Linked DNA regions of Homo sapiens: region 1 is linked to region 2. A link is an interaction called in ENCODE POLR2A ChIA-PET data of the cell type or tissue named here. Cell type or tissue: MCF 10A. All regions are shown on one strand. Region 1 has its middle 4.7 kb from the start of AKIP1. Region 2 has its middle 30 kb from the start of DENND2B.

Evidence for each region. ChIA-PET counts read pairs that join two places held together with the same protein. Peaks named below come from ENCODE experiments on the same cell type or tissue, not always from the same donor. Only the 100,000 strongest peaks of a DNase experiment are listed, where the experiment ranks them.
Region 1: POLR2A ChIA-PET joins it to region 2 with 6 read pairs; 7 of 35 experiments call an interaction of 5 or more read pairs at or near these places.

Annotation. Positions count from the first base shown.
Region 1 is chr11:8,904,513-8,908,512 of GRCh38, forward strand. It overlaps a transcript of DENND2B not described here. Among named protein-coding and RNA genes, the nearest start is that of AKIP1, 4.7 kb to the right of the region's middle. In MCF 10A, no CTCF peak of the experiment used is centred here; DNase peaks (open chromatin) are centred at 1,179 and 2,399.
Region 2 is chr11:8,838,759-8,842,758 of GRCh38, forward strand. It overlaps a transcript of DENND2B not described here. Among named protein-coding and RNA genes, the nearest start is that of DENND2B, 30 kb to the left of the region's middle. In MCF 10A, no CTCF peak of the experiment used is centred here; no DNase peak of the experiment used is centred here.

The sequences.
Region 1 (4,000 bases), 66 kb after region 2:
AACAAGGCAAAGATGTTCCCCTTGCCACTTCTATTCAACATTGTACTACAGGTTCAAGCCAGTGCGATTAGGCAAGAAAAAGAAGTCCTGATTGAAAAGAAAAAAGTTAGCCTTTCTTTATTCACAGAAGATCTGATCCAGTATACAGAAAATCCTAAAGAATCCACAAAAAAATTCTTAGAACAAGTAAATGAGTTTAACAAGGTTACAGGATACAATATCAATATGAAAAAGTCAACTATATTTCTATACACTAGTAATAATTTCATCTGAAAATGAAATTGAGAAAACAATTTCATTCACAACAGCATAAAAATACTTAATAAATTTGTTAAAAGAAGTGCAATATGTACACTAATCACTACACAATATTAGTAAAAAAAATAAAGAAAACTGAAATAAATGGACAGACATTCCATGTTCATAAATTCAAAAACCCAATATTGTTAAGATTGCAATTCTTCCTCAATTAATCTGTGAATTCAATATAATCTCTATCAAAACATCAACAGTTGTTACACAGAAGTTGACAAACTGAATTTAAATTTTATGGAAATAATGACTGTACTAGAATATAAAAATAATTTTGAAAATGAAGAACATAGTTGATATACTTCCCAATTTCCAAACTTACTACAAAACTACAATAATCAATACAGTATAATATGGCATAAGGACAGACATATAGATCAATAGAACATAATTTAAAGTCTAAAAGCTAACTCTTACATTTATGGTGAATTGATTTTTGACAAAGTTGCCAAGGGAATTTAATGAGAAAAGGATAGTCTTTTATACAAATGATACTGAGAAAATTGAACATCTGCATGAAAAGAAATGAATCTAGACCCTTACCTCATAATGCACATAAAAATTAATGCAAAATGGCATAGAGTTAAATGTAAAAACTAAAATATACAACTATTAGGAGGAAACATAGAAAAAATCTTCAAAAAAAATTTTCATGACCTTAGGTTAGGCAAAGATTTCTTAGATATAACACCAAAAGCACAATTTATAAAGGAAAAAAATTAATAAGTTGGAGTTCATCAAAACTTTAAATGTTAGTACTTCAAATTACACCACTAAGAAAATGAAATACATGACACAGCCTGGGAGAAAATACTTATGAATCATACATCTGGTGTGGGTGCGGCGGCTCAAGTCTGTATTCCCAAGAGAAATGAAAACATGTGTCCACACAAAGTCTTACTATGCATTATCAGTCAAAATAGCCCCAAACCAGAAACATTTCAGATGACCATCAACCAGTAAATGGATAAACAAAATGTAATATATTCATATAACGGGATAGTATTCAGTCATAAAAAAGAATGAAGTATTGATACATGCTACGACATGTGTGAGCCTCAAAAACATTATGCTAATTAAAAGAAGCCAGGCAAAAAAAGGTCACATATTATCAGATTCCATCTATATGAATTGTCCAGAAAAGGCGAATTCATAAGACAGCAAGCAGAAGACTGGTCACCTAGGACCAGAGGCAGGAGCTGAGAACTGACTGCATATGGTATACACTAGGGATTTTTCTCAGGTAATGACAGTGTTCCAAAACTGCACTTTGGTGATGTTGACAACTCTGTAAATTTACAAAAAATACTGAAATATACACTTAAGACAGGTAAATTTTATCATATGTACATTATACCTCAATAAAGAAGTCTTTTTTTTCTTTTTTTTTTTTTTTTTTGAGATGGAGTCTCGCTCTGTCACCCAGGCTGGGGTGCAGTGGCGCGACCTTGGCTCACTGCAAGCTCTGCCTCTCAGGTTCACGCCGTTCTCCTGCCTCAGCCTCCCCTGGGACTACAGGCTCCTGCCACCACGCCCAGCTAATTTTTTGTATTTTTAATAGAGATGGGGTTTCACCGTGTTAGCCAGGATGGTCTCAATCTCCTGGCCTCGTGATCTGCCCATCTCAGCCTCCCAAAGTGCTGGGATTACAGGTGTGAGCCACCGCGCCCAGCCAAGAAGTCTTCAAAAAAAAAAAAAAAAAAACTCTACATAAATTTCAACTGTTTATATTAAATATCTTCCAAATACTATTCCTTTGATCTCTGACTTTTAAAAATGACAAGATTTCAATCATTCCTGCTCTGCAACCAATTTTTTTAACTCCCAGTCAATTTTAAACAGATTGTGAAAGTTAATTCTCAGAAGTTTGATTCATTTTCTTTAATCTACATCATCAAGATGACAATTTTGATAATGAGTTTCTTTCATTCCCCCAATAACCCAGTGAGATGATGTAATCAGGCAAAATGAATGATCTAATGACTCAGTCTGTAATACTACCTTACAAAGCTGTGATGATTCCAAAGCTCTTAAGTCTGCTGGAGAAATAACAATACCATTTGTCAAATAAAATGATTTATACAGTTTCTGGTATGTACAGTATAAATCACTGTCTAACTCTGGCACAGTACCCACTTTTGCATCCTGGGTTTTTAACCCTTTTTGGCCCCCTTCACATAAAGAAAAGGAATTTACATTGCTCTTCACTGGACTTGTTTTTTCTCCTCAAAAAGTCCCAAATACAGCACCAGTCTCTTTCCCCATTTCACAATTAAAGACCTCTTCCAACGCATCTCCTCCAAAACATAGAACCCTGACAACTAACTTTCATCTGTTCTCATTAGTGAATTTACCCTTGTGAAGATAGAAGTCATTAAAAACTCATATCAATAGTTTATTTTTCTGTCAATACTGACAGTCTATTTCCCTGTTGACCAGGCACATTCCTAATTAGTTGCCCTCTCTCCATTTACAATTCCATTTTCAGTTCTCACCAGTGGCTTTCATTTGGCGTGGGCTATATTTGATCCACAAGGGGCCTGATGGTAGGTCATGTTCTATCATTATTCCCAGCCAATCTTAAAAAAGATAAAAAGGAATCTCTCAAGTCTCTCAATCTGTGGTTTACAGGATGAATCTTTAAAATTATAAATATGCACATATAAAAATATATTTACAAATATATTTACAAATAGAAAAATAAAAACAAATGCAAAGATTTAATTTAGAGTCTTTTGGTTTCAGTTTCATTTCAAGCATCTTCTTTCCCATAAATTTCTAAATGTTAAATTCTGAGAAAATGTAGTTACAATTGAATATTCATTACATTCATTAAAGTTCATGTAGGTAGGTGTTTTTTTAATAGAAAAGCCAACTCTTTTTTTTCTTAAGATAGGTTCTTACTCTGTTGCCCCGGCTGGAGGGCAGTGGCACGATCATAGCTCACTGCAGCCTCAACATCCTGGACTCAAGCAATCCTCCCATCTCAACCTCCCGAGTAGCTAGGACTACAGGTATGAGCCACCATGCCAGGCTAGTTTTTTAATTTTTTAAAAAATAGAGACAGGGGTCTCACTATGTTGCCCAGGCTGCTGTCAAACTCCTGGCCTCAAGTAATCCTTCCACCTCAACCTCCTGAACTTCTGGGATTACAGGTGTGAGCCACCACAAAGCCACCTCTTTATGTGGGCTAACAGAAGTCTATTTAACTTAAAAATTAAATCAGAGTAATTTCAACAAATGGCTACTGAACACCCGCTACTTAACAGGTCCTGGAATGTTTAGGGACAAATAAGGAACAGTTTCTGCCTTCAAGGAATTGAAAGGCTATTGGGAGAGAAGAAACCATAACTACACATAATTTAAATTAGATTGGAAAAGTACACACAAAAAATTTTTTTAAGGCTATGGCAACAGAGGTGGCAACTGGGAACCACTGGGAAAAGTTTCAAAGAGCTGACCTGACAAAAAGAAAGTAGTGCCTCAACTGGAATGACTAAAATAGAATGGGGAAGAGAGACAAATGAGATGAGGTGTGGCTATGATACTGGGTAAGTGAGAGCATATTTTGGGAGACCAGGCTGAAGCTTAAGATAATAATACTAGCTAATATTTATTGAGCACCTACTATGTACCAAGTACTATAAATGCACTTTATAGATATTAACTTACTTGATATTCACAATAA
Region 2 (4,000 bases):
GTTATCTAAGAGGGAAAGCATTTACGGAAAACTTAGGAGGACTATCTTCATGACCTTGGGGCGGGAAAGGAATTCTTAAAGGACACAAAAAGTGCTCACCAACACAAAGCTTGATCAAAAGGATATGGAGCTAAAATCTCAGAGCAACATAGAAGCAATGACCATTCTTAGGCCTACAACACAGATGTATGCTGAAGCAACATAACACAGGAATCCAAGCCTACTCCCAGCACCAAGGTCTGAACTGAAACCTGGCTTAGAAAAAAAGCCCAAAGGCAAAACATTAACTTTCCAGTGAAGAAAAAAGGAGGAAGAGAGAAAGAGAATGGATACTAATTTGGCCTAACAGAAGCTAGAATAAAGCTTGCAACATGATAAGGTACACAGGAATCTATGAGAATGAGATGGAAGCCCTGGGAAACCAGGAGCATCATCAGTGGAATCAGAAGGAAATTCAAGGGACCCGAACAAGGATCTTTGCCGGGGGAACTGAAGAAGTCACTGTATGGAACTAGATCCACTGATTTAAAAAACAAAAGGTAAAAACCTACCTGAATTATCCAAGAAAGAAACTCTCCAAAGGGTGTGAAATCTGTGAAAAGAGTGGAAAGGTTGTTACCACCAAGTAAAATTCACTTACACTTTCCAATAACCTTTAAGAAAGGGCTTCAAATAGGATCCCTTAATTGTATTAGAGGCTCTGATATTGACACTGTTCAACTGAACAAGAAAGGTGGGCGGGGAGTTCCACAGAAGAGCAAAGGGGTCTGAGGCCAGCTTTCTACCCATGCTCAGGGCAACAGGCTTTCCCTCACTTCTGAGGTGACCACACCAGCAAACTGGGCCACCAGTGGTCCCCCTCCCCAGTGACCCCTCCTGTCCTCTCACAAGCATTACATACAGAGTGGGGAAGAGGGAAGGAAAAAACCTGGAGCTCTTAACCTCAAAGGGTTTCCATTCTACTCAAAGTGCCAGGACACACATTCCTAAGGTCCAGAACCCTTGCATCAACACCTCAGCTCAAGAAGCACCCAGGAGCAGACCAGACTCTGGGTTGGGAACACTGTTTTGTTAGGAAGGAGTGCTGATAACTACAGCAGAGACAGGAGAATGAGAAAAGGACTAAGAGAACCCAGGGGAAGGGAATTTCAGGAGACAGATGAATTGCTTCCTGATTATGAACTGATCCACTTACTGGACAGTCTATGAGACAAGGAGTTAAGCTAAGGGGAGTTTTGGGGTTTTTTTTCAAGGCAGCTCTTCCCCAGGTGGAAAAATTGAGAGCACAGACAAAAGGAAGGAGTGACCTCCCTGGAAGCAGGGAAATCCCCCGCCCAATGCCTCATTTGTAATCAAGGGCAGCGAGAATGAGACTAATGTAAACAGGCCAGGGAAGCCAGCATGCCCTTCTCCAGAGAGGCCAACACACACACTTCCCCCAGCACAGCCCCTGGAAAGGCAGAAGTAGGTATTCTCTTGGACAAAAGAGAGGGGACTTGGGGAGTTCCCAAGGTGCTTTCAGGCTTTTCTGTTCCCAGGCACTCAGCATTCACCAAAATTCCAGGGCACCAAGACCACAAAAAAGGTGAAGCTAAGATTCTGCTGCTTGGAGGAAAATGCAGTTTGCAAAAAGACCCCACAAGAAAGGCTCAGAAGAAAATAATAGGGCTGAACGGCAGGACCACTCCCACATCTGAGCACCTAGGCCTGAGTCGGGCAAGCTTCCCACACCCCTCCCAGCACCAACGCAATGAACAGCTGCCCTGGAGAAAACAATGGGGCCTTTGTCTGTGCCTTCTCCTGTAGATCTCTTTTTGGAGAACCAAACAGGATAATTCCTTTACAAGAGGGGCTCTCCTAAATATCAGTCCCGGCCAAGATGAAAGTTTTTACCATCCACAGCATCCCTCTCAAGTAAGACTCCTACCCGTTCCATATTGGGCAGGAAGGGTGCTGTGCAGTATCCAGCCCCACCCCACATAGGAAGCACTGGCAGACAGGTCCTTGCAGCCCCTTCCTGCAGCCCTCACCAGTCACACACAGGAGCTGCTACTCCTGCTTTCTTCCTGGCCTGGCCACGGAACTGAAAGCCTAAGAACTGTTCTCACTCCCCTTTTGCCATCCACCAGAATATTCCATATTGAGTGAAATTACAATGCTTGTTGATACTGTTTTCATCAAAATCTGTCAAAATGGACTCCCAACAGTAACTGTGATTTTAAAAGAAAAAGGCATGAAACAAGCTGGACAGTCAAACTTCTCTTAATGTTGCACTACTAAATAAAAATTCCCAAACTGACAAATATCAAGAAACTTACGCTGTCATTTTCCATGATTCAAACATCTTAAATCTAACCTAACTATATAATAGACAAGTGGAAGGTTCTTTCTTTGCTGTCTTATTAGCCCATTTTCTTGACTTGTTTTTAATTTATTTATTATTTTGATTTGCAAATGTCTCTTCTTATATGTTGTGAAGATGATAATAGATTTGAGGTTTTTGTTTTTAGTCCCTTTGCCTAAAAAAAAAATTTAAAATTTTTCCTATATTGGTCCAAATTAAGAAACAAACAAACAAACAAACAAAACGTGTGTTTTTGTGAAGCCAGGTGCCTCACGCCTGTAATCCCAGCACTCTGGGAGACCAAGCTTGGAGGATCGCTTGAGCTCAGGAGTTCGAGACCAGCCTGAGCAGCATAGTGGGACCTCATCTCTACAAAAAAAATCTAAATATTTAAAAAACTATCCAGGCATGGTGGCACACACCTGTATTCCCAGCTACTCAGGAGGCTGAGGCAGGAGGATTGCTTGAGCCTGGGCGGTCGAGGCTGCAGTGAGTTATGACTGTACCACTGCACTCCAGCCTAGGTGACAGAGTAAGGCCATGTCTCAAAATAAAAGAAAAACGTGTTTTGTAAAATCCCATATGCCACATTTCTCCCATTTTCCTTCATTGGGTAACTGGTAGCAGATGAATTCAGGACCCACTTCTTCCGAACCACCACCATGGACTACATGACATGGCACAAAATTCCCTTTCCATGAAACGGAAACAGTCTGAGCAACTCCTGATGTCTCTCTCCTCGATTCCTCTATTCTAACCATCATTCTTCCTCTCCCCAAACACCTCCAGATCAAGGGTACTTGGGTTTTCAGGCCAGTTAGCTGGATACCATGAGTTCCCCAGTTCAATCCAGAGTATCCCCCATTCTCCACGATTTCAGCACAAGGCGGCATCACAAAGTAGTAGAAAGAAATCTGCAATCAAATGAACCAAAGTTCAAATCCTGGATCTTCAGTGATTTACATAATTTCTCTGAGTCATGATTTCCTCCTCTCTGAGACAATCCGTTCACGAAAGTATCAAGTTGTGAACGGCACATAGTAGGTCCCCGGTGCTGACTCATTACTTCCTTGACAGGTTTCTCTCCTGTCCTCCCAAAAAAGATAGGCTTTTTAGAGACTTTTTTAAAAACAGGGAGCTGGAAATACTGATATTAAGAAGACATTGTTCCACAAGGAATCAAAGTCGTGCAGTGTCCCTTACCTTGCTGTGCTGGTCACATTCCGATGACTGCCCTCAATTTCTTTCCAGCCTCTCTTAGGAAAGGCCCAGAACATCTATTTAATGGTATAAACCTCCATTTCTCCCTCTCAAGAGTCTGGAGTTATGAATTATTAGGTGGCTCAGGGTTCTCTAAGGGTAAGGCTTTCAGTGTCATCCTGGAAAATATTAAAATGTGGAAAAACCACTCATCCCACCACCTCGTGTTTCTGTGTGGTATCGACTCGACCCTTTATGGTTTCCTTTTGGAGTGCATTCAATCTGCCCTGCGCAAACACCACATCAGGTCTCTATCACTGTGCTAAACAAATGTTCCAAATGGGAAAAAAATTGTCATAAATATTTTTTGGGACTGCTCACAGTCTTATTTCACTGCACTTATTTCAAGTCTTTCACTTATTTAAAGTCTTATTTCACTTATTTCATGATGGAGAC